2 separate regions of the Homo sapiens genome follow, and region 2 is linked to region 1. The links are chromatin loops, found by intact Hi-C in ENCODE. Cell type or tissue: sigmoid colon. All regions are shown on one strand. Each heading gives the region's core, and the rest is flanking DNA. Links, peaks and the distances in the headings are about the cores only. Region 1 overlaps LRMDA (leucine rich melanocyte differentiation associated). Region 2 has its middle 240 kb from the start of KCNMA1-AS1.

Region 1 (10,532 bases), core at 3,210-8,209:
TGAATTGAAGTGGCACTTCATGGGGTTGTCTAGGGGAAGAACATTACAGTCAGAGGGAACAGCAAGGGCAAAGTCCTAGAGCCACAATGTGCTCCTTGTAGTCCAGTGTGACTGGAGTGGAGAGCAGTGAGGGGTGGTGTGGGCATTTATTTCTGTTTCACTCTCACAGCTATTGGGTCACTGATTCCCTGATTTCTCTAAAACCAATTATGTAGGGCCATAAAGGGTCTTGAAAGGACTCTAACTTTTACTCCAAGTGAGATGGGAAACCGCTGATGGGAAATGGGTAGTAGAACCACAGGATGTGACTGAGCATTTTTAGGGGATCACACTGGCTTTCCTGCAAAGAATAGGCTGTACAAAGTTAAGAGTACAATCAGGAGACTTGGTAGGGAGGTGGACGTAATCAATAATCCAGGTTAAGAAATGTTGGTGTCTCGGGTCAAGATGCTAACTGCAGATATGGTTGGATTATGGCTACATTTGGAATTAACTTCCCACCATCATTTCTAGCGCCTTAATTCATGTAGTTCTTTAGTGCAATTTCTAACTTAATATCTATCCCAGCATATAATAATTTTTGTATATATATTAGTCTACTCCAGACAGAAATTTGTCAAAAAGCAGGACATCCTCTTATTATCCCCTTGTATTTGTAACTTTCTAGCATACTAAGGGTACCCAATGAATATTTGTGAAATGAGTGCATGGATACGCATCCTTACAGATACAAATTAGCATTGTTTTTTAAAAAGCTTCAAAACCTAAGAGGGCCATGTAAACCATATAAACCAAGAATTACTTGGAAAATATTTCTAAAGAAGTGACCCAACAGTGTGGTGGGAGCAAATCAGAAGTAATGGCAAATGTTAGAGTTTTTAAATATTTATAGCCAATTTGTATTCTTAAGAGTATTTCATCTATTTATATTACTGATCTGCATGAAGTAAACAGATGCTTCCAGTAGCACATACTTCTACAACTAGTTGTTTCTTGACCAACACATTTTAGTAAAATGACAGTTTTAGTGCTTGTTTTAATGATGATATTGCAAAATAATTATAGTAACCATTATTTATGTGTTTATGAGTGTGTGCATTTGTGTATCATGAATGAACTAGAGCAAAGAAGCCCATAATATTGTCCACTAAAGTGGTCCATAGGCCAAACTAGCCAAAATGGAATTGTAAATTCCATTTTAATATTTGATAAACCAATACCCTATATCTATATTATATACACAAATGTTTATAAGTATAAATCTGCAAGATTTATCTAATAAATTAGAGTTGCGATCCTAATTTTTTCAGCTAAATGTAATTTTCCAAGCAATGGTTAAACCTAACTTAACAAAATATCTACACCGAAATATGACCCTTTTCTGGTGATAGTAACCTTCATTATCATCATTTATTCTAGACCTTCAAGGAATGTGTTGACCATTAAGTCCCAATATTTTTATACTCTATTGTGATCCTCTGAAAATGGATCATTCTGAGTGAGCACACCAAATGAAGTTTTTTAAAAGAGGAGGGGAGGTAAGTGTTCTAACTGGAGGCATTTGGACATTTATTGTGTTTGAGAATGTAGCCAATGTGGCTACAGAATATGAATGTTGTGCTATAGCCCTGTAGAAAACAGAGTTATTTTGGGGAAGACAACCTTTCTATGTAAATAAGGAAATATGGCTATTGTGTATGAATGTAAAAATATAGGGGAATATGGACAGTCTATAAATGAAACCTGGTTTCATACAGTAACTTTTGGAGATAACTCATGTAATCTGTTTTTCTTTGAGCATCAAAGATCTCTCTTAATTAAAACAAAATTGCTCTAAGTGACCCTCTGAACAATGATCCTGTGTTTAAAAGGCCAAGAAGGGTAAAAACAAAAACATCATGACACTGTCACACCACAGCCTGAGCACTTTATGACTGATGTCATAAAATGTAGATCAGCAATTCATAGGAAAGGAGGACACAAAGTAGATATTAATTAATCAGGTATGAAATAGATGCATTTTTCTATGTAACATGGTAATGGGATAATTACTGACCTATTTTGGAGTCCATGCAAAACTTAGAAAACGTATGTCAGTAATAGGAATTCTCTACTCAGATCCTAAACTCTCTCATACACATTCTCTCTCTCTCTCTCTCTTTGTCTAATAACCCAAGTAATTAGTTAAAAATTTTAGAAGACTTCGTAGCTGTCATTGTTATTATTCTAATTAAGTTATATTTTGCCCCCAAACGCTGTTTCTATCATAAGCACAGCCTGAAAAACTGAATGTGGGGTGGAAGTCAGAGTACATTTTTTCATAAAAGATTACTTTAAATAGTAATAACATAAAAATTAAAACACCATACTCTACCTGGGTGTTAAATTTTATTTCTATCTCGCTTCAAGGGAAATTTCTTTTATAGTAGCACTTAATTATTATGATTTAGACTATGATTTATTAAATTTAGCCTTTGTAAATAAATAATATACATTAGTTCTTACCTACTTTGATACTCTGTAACTAGAATAGCCTAAATATTGTGCTTAAGCCCACTGGCAGGACTTTTTCCCTCTCATCACAAACACCTAAATTGGAAAGTTCCTGTCTAAAGGAAATTATCCCAGAGTTTTAAAATTCATTCCTATTTATAACATTGAGAGAACTATTCCAATACAAAGAAGGAAAAGTTGACTTAAAGTAATTGATGTGACAAAATATAAACATTATTTCTAGAATATTCTGCATGTTAATCCAGGTAATCCACTTGAACTAAGATGTTATTCACACTTCCTATGAGCTAAGTTCTCATTCGCTGCCTGCATGCCAATAACAGTTAAATCCTATTGCCAGCATCTTCTGCCCCATATACAGGCACTCGTCTTTTTCTTTAAATATTTTTGTTTTTTTTATGTTATCTTGTCAAGGTGTCCATCTACCTCTGAACTTGATGAATATACGAAGACTTCCCATGACCACAGAACTATTTTCTCTTTCATATGACTGCCCAGATCATAAGTTTACCTTGTATTTTTTAGCCACTCCAGAGCTGAGGCACTTGCCTTAGGATGCTGAGTTTGTAGAATATTAGGTACCAGCCACAGTCATCTCTGTCCATATGCAGCCACCACGATCATTTGTTCCCACAGTGCTCCATGAACCATCTTTTCCACACTGTTTCATTGTGTTGGGCAGAAAATCTTGTAAAACATTAAATTGGTGGACACTCATTTACATGAAAGATGACTCAATTTTGAGGATAAAATATCCCTAAACATCACTGTAGTGCTGAATATCAGCAAACCTTTTAACTGGCAGAAAACTATCTTTTCCCTTTCCTTCTCAACTTACTCCTATCCATGAAGATGCCACATTTTAATTCTGCTGCATTCTGTCTCTTGGCATAATCCCATTTATTGCCATTTATATCATTCCTACTATAGCAACTCTCCCCCATACACATTCCATACTTAGAATTTCCCCTACTGTTTCTTAGCAAAATTCCCTTGTCCCAGGTTGGTTGTTCTCTGGGCCACATTCCAAGATACTCTAGAAGAATTAGCATGTGCTTATATGATAATATGCACAAATAACACAATTTATGACCTATCCCAACCACAAAGTGACAAATTAACACTTAGCATTATAATTACCCAAAGGATGGGAACTCCCAATGCTGGGAAATTTCAGGTAGACTTGTAGGAAGACAATATTTTGAACAGTGGTTGTGGCTTTCAATGTTCTTTGGGTCATTTGAGGGGTTGCTGATGCATTAGAAGAAGTAATACACAACACTGTACCACAAGCCGATGGTCCAGTTGTCATATAAACAGGTAATCAACATTCTTTGTGCTTCTCTGGTGTCATTTTCCTTTCCAGGTCTTACTCATAACAGTCAGTTTCCTGCATGGTATTTGAACAACTTAGAGAGAATCGAGTAATGGTAGCGCCCTTCTTCAGTGAAGGTTTCTTCCTGGAAACAGAACCGGAAGAAGCAAGTGGTCAAAGGTCACATTGGATCAGCTACAATGATGGACAGCAGGGAAGAGTCTCAATGGGTACTATTGTGTCCACGCTGGGCATTACCTGTGTTGCAGCCACACAGACCTGATTTAGGCTGCCCTTGCAAGTAGCAAGTACTAAACACCATTATTGTTTTGATGAAAAGGGTCCTGTGGATTGTTTTTGGTCTGCATGTTAACAAAGAAAAGAAGAAAGACAGCCAGGTTATTTCTTGAAAACAGCAAGAAAGACATTTTTCCCTTGAAAATGTACAAGATACATCTCCGCTGGAAACACACACATGCACACACACACACACACACACACAAACAAATGAAAAATCCTTTCATCCAGAATCTGTGGTTTGCTTTCTTTTATTCCTTAGTATACATGAGTATGTGAAAACACACAACACTCAGACATGCAGCCTGATCAAGTGATAATCTCTTATAATGTGCTTCTATTTAAAGCAACAAACAGATGGAGGGTTTATGAGTGAGGCTGGTAAAAGTAAAAGCAAATGACTGCAATAGTTGTACTTTTAATAGGATTCCCCACAATCCAAGACATTATTCCCTGAGGAACAAATTGTTCTTTAAAATTATGTTACTTAGGAAAGAGACAGTCGTCCTGACATTGCTGAGGCAACAGAGAGCTGCAGGACAGCCTTGAATTGCCGAGGTCTCTCCACTCAAGTCAGTGTCCTAGGGGAGGAAAGACAGTGATGTCAGGCACCACAATCCCCAAAGAACAAGCTCAGTGGAATAGGATAAAAGGAAGAAAGACCAAAGGGTAAAGGGGGTACAAAACATGTCTGGGCCCTGATTGAATTTATTACTTTCTACTTCTCAACTTTGAAAAACAAGGTTTGGGAAATTCCTACAGATTTAGGATAAACATGCAACATGGGTTCTACCTCTGCCAATTCAGACCAAAGTCTAGCTCTAGCACAGCAAATTTTGGTTAACACACAGTGGAACTGTAACCAACCCAGCACTTCATTATCACTATCCCTGCTTAAGAGAAACAAAGCTGACTATAATTCTATCAATAAGATGAATATACCTTAGTGATGGCCTTTAGGTAATTTATAATTAAAGCTAATCTTAATTAAAGTTATTACACCATTCTGGAAGAAAATAAACAACCCAAAGAGAGGGAAACAATGTGGTCAATAACTCACTCCAAAAATATGTTTTGCCTCCAAAGCTCACATTGAGGGAGACATTCCTGCGCATGATACAAATGGTTCTGACATTAAAAAAAGTAAACAAGTAAGAAAAATAAAGATGGAAAAATTCTGTGGTCAGTTCACAAGTGCTTTTTTATTGTTTGAGGCAGGGTTAAAGCCTTTTATAAAGACAAGGATATATGTGTGGCTAGATTGGATATGACATCTGACTCGTCTAGCTGCCCTTGCACAGAATTCTGGCTGCCCATATTATGCCAGGGAGAAAACATGTGTTGATGCTTCTAAACAATGACCCAGGGTGGGACCAAATGCAGATAATTTAAAGCATTTTTCCAGTGCTGTTTTGTAGATCAAACAGAGAAAAGGTACTCAAATCCAGTTACTAATGGATTTGAGAGATAAATGCAAACATTCAACATTCTCCAATTTTTCATGGTTTTGAGGATTTTAATGTTAACTTGTCTAAAGAACTGATTAACAAAGGTTGTGTAATCTCAAACAGGGACTCCTGCCAGCCTCAATACATGTCATTCAAGGCCTGTGTTGACTCAGTGGGCCAGAGGCTATGTAAACGGGCTAGAGCTGAGAAAGTAGGTTCTCCTTGGGCAGCTTAGGGATTCTGAGTCCCCATAGTTTTACAATAGCAGCTCCTAGTCCCTCAGTATCTATAACTTGGAGGGATTCTCTTTCAGGTTTTGCTGTCATCAAACTGACCTAATACTGGGAGGACAATGAACACTTGGTCTAAATGGAAGAAGCAGAAAAATAAACACTATCGTGTCAAGAACAATCAATCAACCTTTTGAACATCTTCTAGAGTGATTTGACTGGTGCACCAGCAAGTTAGATAAACTTTGAGTCACCCAACTAGCAATGATCACACTTATGTTCCTTGTGACATTAGTGCTAGTGCACAGCCAAGCATACAGGAAGACAGAGCACTGTCTCACAACCTGTGGATTTGATTTCTGAGAGGTCATGACAAAGATGCAAAATCCAAAAGGTTTGTGCCTTCTATAAAAACTCTTTGGTCTGGTGGGTGTTTTCAACAGTCTTAATTTTGTTTTTTAACCTCCTGACCCTTCACTCTATCTTTCATCACCTCACTCCCTTTAAATAGCACCCAAAGGAGCAAGCCAGCCCCACGCACAAGTATGGCCACAGGCATCACTGGAAGTGTGTACGGTTAAAAATAAATTAATAAATAAGAGTCCCTGGTGCAACCAAACCCTCATGCTGAGAAAGATGCCTTATGCCTTACACTGCATCATATTCAGGGCAAGAAGTGGATTTAGAGTTGAATGAAACAAGATAAAAGTCCACGCTTTTGTAGTCAGGGATTTAGGGAAAGCTATTTACGCCAATAAAGGGATTGTAGCAACATGAAGCCAGCCATAAATGTATGACCTGGCTGGGAAGTTATACCTTGTTCTCCGAAAAACTGCAAACTGAAATGCACCACCTGTCATAAAATCGATGCTAAAGGAAGGTGGAGGGGAAGAGACGGGAGCTATGTATATGCAGAATACAGGACGTTAAGATTTAAAAGGAGTGAGGGAGAATGGCCATCCCCTAAACTGTGACTATTTCACTAAAAATAAGCCCACAGCACGATGGTATCAGAGGGATTTCAATTCAATAGGCGAGCTGAGGACAGTCTTTCTCACTTGACTGCAGCCACTGAGCATGTCCAGGGAGGCCCCAGGTGTGACCTCTGCTCCCCTGTGAGCAGTGGCAGGACCAGGCAATCTATCATGGTGTTCATGCTGTCAGCCCTGTTGCTTTGCCACCGCTGTCTGTCACCCTGGTGGATGAGACCTGCTTAAGGGCAATCATGTCAATCTCTATGTGACCACTCAGTCTAAGGCAGAAGGATCATCTTGACAGGCCTGGCAAAGTCAGCGGAAGGTACCAAAAGCTGAAGTCATAGCTTTTCCCAAAGAGAGGCAATGTGGGCTATTGTTTTTTCTTTAGCGTTTTCTTTATTTTTGATTTCCCTTTTGATTTTATTTTCATGAAATGGGTGAAGGTATACAGAAGTTGGCTTCAGAGCTGGTCATCTCGGATAAACCTGTTGCCCTCTGAGTTTTTCCCATAGTAAACGTAGCGACACTTCCCCAGGACACCTGCAAATAAAAAGACACACATCATTACAGGTGGCACACTTAGCATAGCAGGGAAACACAGGTGCTGAAAAGCAGACATGCAAGATAATCATAGATCCAATGGGCAGCAGAAAGTGGATGAAGCTCCAGAAGGGAAGAACTCTCCCTTTTTGTCCTCACAGACAAGAAGATTCTGTCAACCTCAGAGTTGACATTGAAATAAAATGTCACTACAAGTATAGGCTCCTAGGAATATCACTTTCTGCATGACTTCTCTTCCACATGCTAGGTACTTTTCTAATTTGGCCAATTACTCCCCAGAATGTAGCCTCTCCTCACGCCAGTTTCCCTTAGTAGAGTTTCAAAGAATGGAAAATTAAGAGTTTAAAGATGAACCCAGCCCAAGTAAAAGATGTAGAACAATCTTCCCAGAATGTGACTATTTTGATACCCTTTATCATGAAGCAATGTTGTTGACTTCCAGAGAGAATATTCCAAATTCTGGCAGGCACCAGGCATTGAGCACATATGGGATGATTAAGGAAGAGAGGTGGTGTTGACAAAATACCATATGAATGGCCGGGCGTGGTGGCTCACGCCTGTAATCCCAGCACTTTGGGAGGCCGAGGCAGGTGGATCACAAGGTCAGGAGATCGAGACCATCTTGTCTAACATGATGAAACTCCGTCTCTACTAAAAATATTAAAAAAATTAGCTGGGCGTGGTGGCAGGTGCCTGTAGTCCCAGCTACTCGGGAGGCTGAGGCAGGAGAATGGCGTGAACCCGGGAGGTGGAGCTTGCAGTGAGCCGAGATCGCGCCAGTGCACTCCAGCCTGGGCGACAGGGAGAGACACCGTCTCAAAAAAACAAAAAAACAAAAACAAAAAAAAACACCACATGGACAGGAACAAGAGCCTCCCATTAAATGGCTTCTTACAGGAATCCTGAACTCTCTTTCTCTGGTCAGAATGCATTTGATTTCCATTTTCAGTTTTACTTTAAGTAACTCTGTGGCTCCGTATAAGGCTCTCCTCTCATTCAAGGAGATTGTAGGAGACTTAACAATGAAAAATGCCCCTACAATAGGGTTGAACTTTTTAATCAACTCATTATTTATTCTAAATGCCCATAAGAAATCACTTCCATAGTTATTATGAAAGCTCTGTAGGATTATCAAGGAAAAATCTGTTTTGTTTTTGCCACCTGCATTTTTATTTTCTTCTATTTTTAGAAAAACCTATTTTAAATTCAGTTGGACAGAGTTGTCTTAGCGCTAATCGGACTTGAGTCTCTGAACTGTACACAACTAGAAAAAAACAAAGAAAGGAAATGTCCATAAGACAGTCATTCAATAGCCACAAATCTGCCTGTGAAAATAGCTACCTAGGGACATGATGATTTTTTTTTCCATCAGTGTGATAGTGTGAAACCAACAAGCCCATTTTTTTTTTTTTTTTTTTTTTGGTTAATTTGTGATAAATTAGCACTTGAAATTAACCAGGTTCTTCACATCAGAAGTTCTAAGTAGTAAATATTTTTGCAACTGTAAAAGAGATGTTTCTCCACTACAAAACTTCAAACCTTATTCTTACATAAGGATCAAAATGACTTTTAGAAACTTTTAAGGACAGAGCAGATGCTCCCTGGTTTGGATGGCTTGGAACAAAGCTAGAAATTGCTGGGGTCAAATAGTCTATCAGAGTTGGCAATGGAGAGAGGGTGACATTGTTCCACGGCCTCAAAGCTGGCCTTGGGCTCACTCTCATTAGTTTTACTTCCTGCCATGTTCCCATGAGTAAGTTTACTGTGGCTCATTCCTCCTCCTTGGTCATGCTTTCTCCTTGGCCCCTAATCCCCAATTTCTGGTTTTCAGTATTGGTCTGGTGCCTGGAAACTTTGAGCTTGGATGGAACCTCACTGAGACCCTTCTTGGGACCTAAATTATTCTTTTAGTTGTTGGCATTGAGCTGTTTCCTTTATCGTGCTGAATTATGTAGCCATCAGCATTGTACTAATATTGTCACCCATGCCAGGATCCTGCTGGTCTGTGGGCTTGGCTGATCAGGCTCTGCTCCAGGAATAGCATCCACTACAGGCCTGGGTGGGAGTGCCTCAGTTCTGCCAGGTATCCACAGAGGGCTTCCTTAAACATAATTGATTCAAATAAACCCTGAAGAATGTGGAAGCATGGGGCCAAAGGATGCTAATTTATTTCTATGGCACTAGGATAACATGAATTTTAATAAAAAGGAACAGATAGGTCTGTCGGATGTCATAAAGAACACAATCTTTCTCTTAAGCAAAAGGATGAAAGGCAAACACACACACACACCACACACACACACACACACACACACACCACCCACCATGAGTGCCCTCTCTCCAGTAAACTCTCCAGTACATTCACGGATTCAACTGCTTTTTTTTTCTTCCCTTTCTCCAGGGTAAACTTCGACTCCAGATCTCACTTACATGCAACTTGAATGGCAAGTGCCGCCCTAGAAACAGGCTGGATGCTCCTGGAACGTGGGCTGGGATGTGTTCTGTGCCACATTCCCGAGCCTTCTTTCTGGCTGGCATTGATAAAAGTCCTTTTTAAGGCCTACCCTGTTTCTTTGGGCCTGGAAGCAAGAATGTTTATAGACATCCTGGTGAGAGAAGGCTGTTTGATGAATGCAGGAGACTGCGGCTAGGTGTCAGCACTTGGAAAATGAGGCAAGGACATGAGGTATTAATATTGTCAATGATCTCTTGACAGGAAAACAGATACTGCATTCACTGTCAGATTTAAATAGACATCAAGTGCATTAACGACAAAAGGGCAGACTTCAAACAAAGGGGCTGTGTGGTGAAGAGCCGAGCTAGTCTCTGTGCTGGCAACAGCCTGATCTGAAAAGACACCATCAGGGTTGCAGACAGGCCCAGGATTGTGTGCGGTGACAGAAAACAGAGATACTGACAGAGATACCAGCGCCATATTATGCCAAGGATATTCTAACGCTGCCTGCGGCTCTAACGAAAGCTGACATCACTCCCCATCACTTGGGGTCGTCTCTGCCTGCCCCTGCAGAACATCTCTCCCCAGACATCATTACAAAACTCACTGTGGCTGCAAAGGTCCTGGCAGTTCTGTTCTGCTGGAGTGGTGGGGTCAAGGGGCCTAAGGATAACCTCAGTCAATCTAAATTTGGAATTTGCAGGAGGAGCACGCCCGACCCCACTGATATCTTGG
Region 2 (10,532 bases), core at 3,216-8,215, 85 kb before region 1:
GACAACACAACTCAATGATCAACATTAGCACAAGAAAGAACATAAGAAATTTACCAGAACTATAGTTTGAGCTACTAGGCCAGTCAGCTTCATTCAAGAGTGGTTTGGGCCAAGCTATGTGGCAGTACAACCATTGAGCGACCCTGCAGATTTGGCCCACTGGGCTTGCAGCCCCCATCAGAGCTGTGTGTCCACTCATCAAACCTGCTAGATACTGTGAATGTCAACAGTAAGAGGCATGGCAGAAGCAGTAGCAACAGGTCCCACAATTATTACACACTGTTTATCAGCACTGTGTTAACTACTTGGCTTACATTATATCTCATTCAACCTTAATAATACCTTGAAGGGGTAGTTTTATGCACCCCATTTGCATTAGTCTGTTCTCACACTACTTTAGAAATACCGGAGACTAGGTAATTAATAAAGAAAAGAGCTTTAGTTGGCTCACGGTCCCACAGGCTGTACAGGAAGCATGGCTGGGGAGGCCTCAGGAAACCTACAGTTATGGCAAAGGTGAAGGGGAAGCAGACATATCTTCACATGGCCAGAGCAAAAAGAAGAGAGAGAGAGGGGAGGTGCTACATAATTTTAAACAACCAGATCTCACAAGCACTCACTCACAATCATAAGAGCAGCACGGAAGGGGAAATCCACCCCCATGATCCAGTCGCCTCCCACCAGGCCCCACCACCAACATTGGGGATTACAATTTGACATAAGGTTTGGGCTGGGACACAGACCCAAACCGTATCACCACTTTTAGATGAGAAAACCAAGGCTAGTATCACTGCATATCTGTTCTGCAGTTATGGCTAGTAAGTGCCAGAGGAAGATTTCAATCCAATTTCCTTTGACTCCCAAGATTTCAATTGCCAACATGGTGTGGCCTGCAATGTGGGTCACACCTGCAGTGCTGCCCAACAAGGCCTTGAACCTCTCCATTGCCCCAGCCCCTTCTCAAGCTGCCTGCCTTAGGGGATGGCTCAGACTTCCATTCTAGAAACCATGTCCAACTTCTTTAAAACTTGAAACAACCATTATTCTATTTCAAACTTCCTATTATTTTGTGCATGAATTAAAGAGCAGAGGAATAGTCTTAAATGCCAGAGGCCACTTGCCGAAAGGCGCAAAGTCAAGGAAGAAAACAGCTAAGTGGGTGTGTATGTGGGGGAGCTGCTCTTATTCTTGAGTTTCTCCTATCAGCTCTGGAGCTGGTCTCAAAACTGTGACCTGGTTTTTTGACAATATGTCCACACCTTCTCTACCTTCAGACAGAGAATGTGCCCAGAGTCCAAAGGGCAGCAGAAACATGCAGAGATAAAGCAACTTAACTTTTCCTAAATTACTTGAATCTCCAGAATAAATAATGATAATAATAACAATAAAAACACCCCTGCTATGTTATTTTGTGACCCCTCCCACTTCAACATAATAATAATGCATAGTTTTACAAGATGGAGGTGCAAGAACTAATAAAATATATGGTTTAATTAACTAAACTTATGCTGTAGTCCACATTAGAAGGCCATGATTTAGCACGTACTCTCATCCTCAGGACAGAATAATGCAAACAGCATAATTAAAAGTTGATGAGAAGTATATTTATTGGGCACACAGCAAGAAGAGACATCTAGATTTATGATACATAAAGTAAACCTTTAGTTTACAATATAATTAATATTTTTAAAACCACAGTGTGCATATAATGCAGCCAAAGAGTCCTCTTCCATGGAAGGATAATTTCTTTGGTGCTGATCTTGGCCCCATTTAATAGTAAATTATGTTCCTGAACATATACAAATGTAACATGATCTATTATGATCTAGAGATGATGCTCATTGAGATGTCTACAGCTATGATAGATCATGGTTGTATGTCTCTGAAGACATGGAGGATGGCTGAAGGGCCAATTATTTATCTGTGGCATGAATTCCATGGCTATTAGTCACACACGCAGTGATGCAAAATGTGGGTATGCTACTACATTTTAATCAATCCCTGCTCAAGAAAACCCTTCGTTAGCACAGACCTGAGGATATCAGGAATTTGCAGTGGAAGAGGTGAGCTTTATAAAAGCAAGGGGGTTGGGTTAGAAGGACAGGCTCAGAGTCCCAGAAAGCACCCAACATCCACATTGGTTTTGAGGACTCCCAGCATTTATGAGCTTGGGCTACAGGTTCAATGTCAAGTAATCCTCTAACAATCCTGTGTGGTAGGTACTAATTTTTATCATGCTTATTGCACAGATGAGGAGACTGAGGCTCTGCGAAATGACCATGCCAGTAAGGGCAGAGCCAGGATTCCTAGCCAGAAATGTACAAGCCAGGATTCCCAGCCAGATCCTACAGACTCATTCTGTTCCACCCAAGGCTTCCATGAAGGACCTTGGAGAGAGGTGAGCTTTATTTCTCTGCAAGCCAGTCCACACTTCTTCTTAGGGTCTGGGAGCTCAGGGTCCTCCTCTTGCGTAGATTCTATGTTTCTCCTCTCACACACATCCCTACATTGCCTCTCTGAGGAACAAATTGCTGTTGCTCATACTGTGCATTGCACAGTTTTCAGGAGACTCGGTCTGGATCCTCATCTCAAGGACATTCCAAATAGGAATGCTGCTATGTAATAGACTCATTTTTCCTTGAAAAAAAAAAGTCCTGGTATATAACTAAATAAGTTAATTATCTTCCCTCTCTTCCTTCTCTTCTTCTTTCCTTCCTTCCTTCACTTCTGTTTTTTAAACCTGGCGATTGGTTTAAAATTTAGACTTGTATTTTCTTTTTAGTGAAACAGAGATACTACATACTTGAAAAAAATAAGATGGCGTTGTATATATTCTTTAGTGCTCATCCTGTCTAAATTTCCCAGGCTGACTAGTCTACCTCACTCCATGGGCTATGAGGAATGTGGGCAAGGTGTTTATTAGCATGGAATTCTCCCACTTATCTGTCTGCTGTGCTTGTTCTATCATCTGGATCGCTGCTATGGGAGTCACTGAAGGAATTTAAGAAGAAATACCTGGCTAAAGTATTTACCCAATATACATGTGTCACAGGTCATGGAACAGTTACGAGCATCTTATGAGAATGGCAAATAATTTGACGGCACATGGAGGAACCCTTTGGAGCCAAGAGTGCCTGAACTTTGTGCTTGAGATCCCATTGCTTCTGCCACAACCTAGTCTGAGCCCTATCACCCAGTATTATAACCACAGGCAGGAGGAGTCCAGTCCAACATGGGCCACACTTTCCACTCCAGCCATAGTCCAGACTCCAAGTGTAAACCAGCATGGCTTCCTTAGCCGCATTGGCTTGAGGAAGGCCCCATTGGCTTGAGGCTTAAGAGAATTCATTGGAACCTGAGTGACAGCCAGTCCTAGAAGGGGGCATTGTGTCCTGGTCATGAGTTTTGAAACTGTGTCACTGGTGGTCTGGATGGGATATCACCCAGCTTTCAAATTAGGATGTTTACCAGGTTTCAACGAAACTAAGTGAAATATTTATCTAAAATCCTAACGCTGGAAAAACTCTCAGGCAGGGGCATGCAAAGGAAAAATACAAAATAAATTAAGTACTAAATAGATAAAGAAAATTATATGAGTTCTTCTTCATTATCTGGTTCATTACACTGTTTAGTGCTTATTAAAATCACTGTTAAATGATTTAATTTTGTTTGGGGAAAGAAGTGAATGAAAAAAAGAATAAGAGATTAAGGAAATAAGCTGCTGAGTTTTCCATTTTGGAACCGGTTGTAGAGCTAGGCTACGATGAGAAAATTAATTTGTAGGTCTCTCTGGGGGAACAGTCAACACCAGGCACCACAACACAAGCAATTTGCCTTATTTTTTGCTTAATTGGCATGGCCTTCTCTGGGGAGAGCTCAGGCTAAGCCAAGTAAGAGGATAAATCACCTTTAGTGTGGCCCCTTCTGGGTCACGGATAATTTTTCTGACAGCCATGTCAGATCAGGATGCTAATGTGTCAGCTAACTCCTCTGTATGCCAGCATTGAGAGTGTAATTTCCTTCCTATTAGTGTACATACTCACACAAACAGTCTCCCAGGGTGGTTTAATGATGGTCCCAAGTACAGTTTTGGAGAAGAAGGGTTCTGAGGAAACTTAAGATGTATTAGGCCAGAAAAGATAGCAGTCTTTGCTTCCAGAACCACATTTATGCCTCCTTCAAGAGAGCTTCTTTCATCCTTTCAGGAACTTAGTATCTTCTAGTTTCCCCAGATGCCCCAAGATACATGCTTATGTGTCATCTGGTAGGTTTGTAGTGGTGGCAGTCACCCTGAAGTTGTCTTAAGTTTTCATGGCAATTAACATCAGACCACACTGCCTTTACCAAGTAAAATATTGGGAACTTAACATGCCTTTAGGACACCATGGCTGAATCCATGTGAACGACACTAAAGGGGGAGATGTTGAGTTTTAAGATAAACTCAGAAAGGTACCAGGAAAGGGGAGAATATGTGTGCTTTTCAAAACCCAGCATGTAGACCACAACAGACCGAAGTGATTCTAACTGTAGTTTGCATGTCCTGGGGATGGCGCAAGACACTAGGAGGTCCGAGTTTGGTCTCAGGAAGACTTTCCTCAGATGTGAATCTTCTTGGGCCTTTACATCCAGTCCTGAGATCACCAGATGCCAATCTGCAATCCTGGTTAAGGAGGTAAAGATTTCCTTGTCCTCCTGGCCTCAACTGCAATCACTTTTTTGTCCTATGTGACAGTTATACCAAACTATTTGACATTCCCTGGATGTTTCATGCATGAAGGTTTCTGCTCCCTGAGGCAGAAAGAAATCCTCCTTCCCTGTGCATATGGTTGTTTATCATGGCACTCATCCCAATGATTGAGCTCCTGGAGGTCAGGGACCATTGTCATGTGCATTATTAAATGGATGTTATAGATTTGTAGAGTCTAGCACATAGTAGGTCCTTGATAAATGCTGAGTGGATGAACTATAACGCGATAGAATCTTCCCTGCAAGGAAAGTAGAGGAGATAGGAGATTATATGACTACTTCCAAGGCAAGATAGACAGTGCCAAGTCCCTTAAGAGAGGTATGCGTCTTTATGGCGGTTTAATTGGGGAATAAACTGAGAAGAGTTGGGTTACCTTGAGGGCCCGTCTGGGCTCTGAGCATTCATTATTCTGAGAAGCAGAGATGCACTCTATTGGGGCATGGTGAGGGTTAGAGCAGTGCTGAGTGCAAGTTGTAAGCCCTGCATGAAAGCTCAGGGATGAAATCCTGGGGTGTACAGCATCTTCTCTTTGAATTCTAGAAGGCAGGTTTTACCTTTCTGCCCAAGCCTGCCTCTTCAATAATATTAGTCTCACTACAATATCAAGCCCTTTCCACCCAGTCCTCAATCTATGCCCAATGGGAAGACCATCAGGAACCTAGCAAATGGACAAAGGGCCTCCCATCCAACAACTGTGAGTACAGAGGCTGAAAAATGATGACTCCAAAGGGAGGAAAAAGCAAGCCCTTTGCTGCCTCTGATGATTGAGGAAAACAGGCCAGGCAGGCTGGGGGCCTGAAAAGTTCTTGGCAATGAGGACTCAACATTTTCCCTCAAGAGAGCATCTAATAGTTCACTGACCATCCCTATTAGAAGAAGGAAACTTGCTATGTTCTCTGCTACAGACACACTGTACAGCCACTCACATCTTTTCTGTTGCCAAGAGATTTTCACCACTGCTCAGTGTGTGCAGCATCATGAATCTGAAAGAAAACAAGCGAGAGGACTGGCACTGATCACCAGAGGCAGAGGAAGGGCTGTGCTGAGGCGCCGGGGCAGGGCCGACCTGGGCAGGTGCCAGGGATGAGCCAAACTAAATCTTTCCTTTATCCTGATGCTTCCCCTCCCAGGAGCCTTTGGTCTGCATTACTAAATCCTCTGTAAACTGCTGTGAGGGCAAAAAGCAAGCCTCTGCCTTTCATAATGGATCTGGGCATAAATGAGGATTGTTCCTAGGTAACTCACCCTGCCCTACTTTCTCCCACCTGCTTTCTAACAAAGTCAACCAAAAGCAAACAGAGCTGGGCTTTCAAAGCCCAAGATTTAAAACAGAAAAATCCTCCCTTTCACAGTGCCTATACTTACAAATATGTATTCTGTATTTATACAGCATATTAAAACCTAAAACCTACAGTAATGCAACATTAAAGTCAAGAAATGCAAAAGTGAAGGGTTTATGATGTTGTTAGCTTGCCCACATTGTGCATTCTGCATAATGAACCTCACCTTGAAATTCAAGCCATATACCATGTGGCTGAGTTCACCCCACCAGGCAAACCTTAAACCTTTTGCATTTTGTGAATTTCATTACCTCAAATTGCAATATTAATAACTGAAATGTGCAGCTGAGAAAATGCTAATTTTCTGCTTTTCCTTTCATTTTATTTTTTCATCTACTTTCCCCTCTAATTAAAAAAGTGGGGAAGGTAAAGAAATAGGGAGAGAGGGATGGGGGAAAGCCAATGGGGAGGAAGTCCACCACACATAGTCACAATGTCAGACAACTTTATGAAAGGGGAAACTGAGGTCAAGAGGGAGATTCAATTTGCCCAGGGTTACTCAGCTTAGGAGTGGCCTTGCAATAAGCTTCCCACTGTAAACTCAGGGCTCTTCAGCTTCATTTTCTTACTAATTCTTTTCTGAGGCCCCAAATCCAAATGGGGAAATGGATCCAACAGCAAATAAAGAAAAGGCAAAAGCCAAATTTTCTTTGAGCTTCTCCAACTACTTTTCTTTCATTCCACTGTCTGGTTTATCAACATCACTCTGATCTTGAAGAGGGCAGAATGACTTTGAAGTACTGGCATTCAAAGAAGGTTCATGTCACAGACCACAAAAGAAACGCATTCTCTCTTTGGTTGCATCATTCCCAAGCAGAAGAATAATTTAACTCACAAAATAGCCTGCATGGACAGAGCCCTTAGGGCTCCACATTATAATCAATAATATTCCCTTCAGCCAGTGAGCTGGCACCTTTACAGGGATGGCTGGTCCCCACTTCTTGTGGAGAAACAGATACAGGGTTCTGAGATGGAAAGCCTGGTTGACAGCCCTGGCTTCCCCTTGAGCAGCCTGCTGTCTGGGTCGTCTGGAAAAGAGAAAGGGTCAGTGTGACCTCCAGTCAGACTTTCCAATGAATCTAGACCAGGGCTGCCCTGACACTTGGCAGGCTCATAGAATCAACAACAAAAAAATCATATAGATGAATTTTTATTCCAAGAAATTTGATCATAAAACATATATTTGTCTGTTTCTTGATTAGAATGCATCTGAAGGCAATGCCAACTTGGCCCCAATGAAGGGATGAGGAACGAGATGAATAAAAATGGAAATGCAGGCTCCCACCCCAGAAGGAGATACTCCTAAATGTCAAGCATCAACTTCTAGAACTTCCCCCACCCAAGGGCACTGAGAGTTTCCTTCTAAGGGGAAACTTCGCTTCAAGACTTCACTATCCCTCACACCTTATACACCCGGGAGTCATTTCTGTTTTGTTATCCTGTTTGGAATCCAAATGCATTATTCTAGAATGTGCTGGAGGTCCCTCTGCCTGGGTCCTTGCAGAGGTGTTTTTGAGGAAGGGTGGCAACTCCAGGGCAGTGATCCAGCTCCTACCTCCATCACTGGGGGAATAAGAACCAAATGCTTCAAGTAGGAGGTGGGGAGAGGAGAAGAATGCCCCCAAGAGGGTTTGGCTTAGTTAGGGGACTCCTTTCCAAATGACCCAGAAACCCAGTGGATAGAGTGGAAACAGATTTAATGGGGCAGAAGATGAGGAAAAAGAGGAAACATGCAAGAGAGGAAGATGAAAGTCAGAAGCTAATGCCCATCAAACAGAAGACAGGAGGAAAAGGGATTTTCCTCACACCATCAATCCTGTCCAGAAGTGACTTACCCTTTCTTGGTCAGTTTATTGAATCCAAAAGTGCTTACCCCAGCCAACAGCATTCACTCTCCCTTCTCTCACCTCTCCCCTCAAGTCCCTGCTGTTCTCCCCCTAACAGATGGTATCACACACAAGCTTTTTTTTTTTTTTTTTTTTTTGCTTCTGATGCTAAGCATGATTTACAGGCTTGAGTTATTATTTATCATTATTCATTTTCTGTCAGCAGTGCATTGAAGGTTAATAGAAATGCCAGCATGCTCACTGATTTACTTAGTAAAATATTTGTTCCAAGGTTTAGGTCATATGATTGGTGTCTGAGTGAGTTTCAGGTTTATGCATTATGAAAAGCAAGATGACTTGACCTTCAGCCACTAACACTAGCACCATCTATTACTTTAGTGAGTGACCTTCAGAGACCTAAGACACAGTAGATGTATTCAACACATGTTAGCCTCCTCCATATTGCTGGCATTGTATACATACCAGCTGAGTTTATGCAATGTAAGCCGAGCCCTGGAGCCCATCTAATGAATGGGAGGCAGATGAGATGTAAACTTAGGCTAAACCAGATCCTCTTCTTAAGATAATAAACTGGATTTGCAGCCCAGCTGCACTGAGTGTCTGTATATACACAGGGAATAATTGCTTCGCATTGCCTCCTGGGCTCCTTGCGGCTCGGCGGAGAGAAGGATGCAGACAGAAGTGCAATTCTGAAGGAAATTTGTTTTAGATGAGCAATTAGACAGGGCTCCAAAGGAAGAATGGACTTGGAAGGACCCACTATGCTAGCGTCATTGTAATGTGGTTGCAGGCCGGGGATGCCAGGGAAGGGAGATGGTGAAGAAGGAAGAGACATGAGCCTTCTAATTAGAAGCTTGGAGCCAGGTTAGCAGAAGAGATTTAACTAGCATTACAGTGATGTAGAAAATAAAAACTATGTTAAAAGCAATGAGTGGGTAATTAATTTCTAAAGAGCCAGTTCTAATTATTAGTGTAGAGGTAATGCAGTATCACAGTGAAATGTGTTTAAGTCACAGGCCAAGATTTAGTGTGCATGAGTTTGAATCCCAGATCCACTGTACAAGTTGACTTAACCTACTTAAGCCCAAGTTTTCTTATTAAAACAACAATAAGGTACCAGGTCTTGAGGCTGCTGAGAGGGTCCATTGAGATGACAAATGTAATGTGCCTAGCACAGGGACTGGTGTCTTCACCAAATGTGCACCAGTTTTGTAAGTTTTGTGAATAAATGGCAAAGAGATTGCTGAGAGCAGCTGGCCAATCTTCATGTTTGAGGAGGGACTTGATCTGCCAGCGGCAAAAGAAATGATGTTTGTTGGAGGAGAAAAATGGGCTTTGCAAGAACAGAAAGCCTGCTGGATGCCCGAAACATGTTGCAACTCTGGGGTCAGAAACAAAGGTCAGAATGTTTAAGAGTTGGACTTTTTGTTTTCTATTCCTAAACTATGCTCTTTCCCTAAAGTTCTCCAAAGAGGTCACTAATGTCCCCTGTCACCAGCTATCACTTACTTTCAAACCCAGAGAAATTTCTTTAGGCCTTTAGAATTGCATCAGTCATAGTTTTAGAACTCCATGATCAACTGATATTTTCCAAGGAGTCTTCCCAGTCACTCCCCCGATCCATCCCCTCCCTTCCTTGTTGTTGACACAGGCCATTACCAGCTGGACTTCCCACCTTACAGGTAACACATGTGATGTCTAAGTTCATCAACTTGGATTTAAGTGACTGGGCCTACTTCAACTCTTTATGACTGCGGAAGAAAGTAGGTGTTTTGTTCCTTAAATTACTGCCTTTGATATCTGCTGAGCAGAGAGTTTAATACTCCAGAACCACATGCACATCTCCTGGAAGCAGCATGACCCCTCTTTCCCACATGTTGTACATTAAGAGAATAGTCTATATTAGGCAAGCGTCAGGGAAGGTGGCTTAACAAGCAGTGGAAATATCTTAACCAGAAACTAAACATAAGGCAGTTTTCTTCAAAGAAAGCAAATACTGGAAATGAATCCAGAGATTTACATCAGCGTAGAGGAGAAGGCTAAAATTATATTTTATAATATGTTATATATAATTATAATATATATTTATATATTATGAAATATATAAATAAAAATATATAATAACAGATATTTATGTTATATATACACATATATACGTATATATGTATATATGTACATATGTATGTATATATGTATGTATGTATATATGTATATATACATATATATGTATATATGTATATATACGTATATATGTATATATGTATATATATGTATATATGTACGTATATATGTATATATGTGTATATATGTATATATATATGTGTGTATATATATACACACACATACATATATATATATATATATATACACACACACACACATACTTTTTTAAATAAGAGACAGGATCTCTCTCTGTCACCCAGGTTGGAGTGCAGTGGCATGATCATAGCTCACTTACAAACTTGACCTCCCTGGCTCAAGTGATCCTCCTGCCTTAGCCTCCCAAGTAGCTGGAACTACAGCTGCATGGCACTAAGCCCACCTGATTTTTTATTTTCTTGTAGAGATGATGTCTCATTATGTTGCTCAGCCTTGTCT

The links. A loop is a pair of places that touch in the nucleus more often than their neighbours do. Peaks named below come from ENCODE experiments on the same cell type or tissue, not always from the same donor. Only the 100,000 strongest peaks of a DNase experiment are listed, where the experiment ranks them.
Region 2: a loop joins it to region 1, with 2.2 times the contacts of the local background. A loop is called at or near these places in 2 of 110 quality-filtered maps.

What each region holds. Positions count from the first base shown.
Region 1 is chr10:76,553,998-76,564,529 of GRCh38, reverse strand. LRMDA (leucine rich melanocyte differentiation associated) reads right to left here. Exons shown (of 7, transcript NM_001305581.2): 7 at 4,362-7,321. The coding sequence ends at 7,242. Among named protein-coding and RNA genes, the nearest start is that of KCNMA1-AS1, 330 kb to the left of the region's middle. In sigmoid colon, for the core only: no CTCF peak of the experiment used is centred there; DNase peaks (open chromatin) are centred at 4,672, 5,421 and 5,729; H3K27ac peaks cover 159 bases.
Region 2 is chr10:76,638,889-76,649,420 of GRCh38, reverse strand. No RefSeq gene overlaps it. Among named protein-coding and RNA genes, the nearest start is that of KCNMA1-AS1, 240 kb to the left of the region's middle. In sigmoid colon, for the core only: no CTCF peak of the experiment used is centred there; a DNase peak (open chromatin) is centred at 5,800.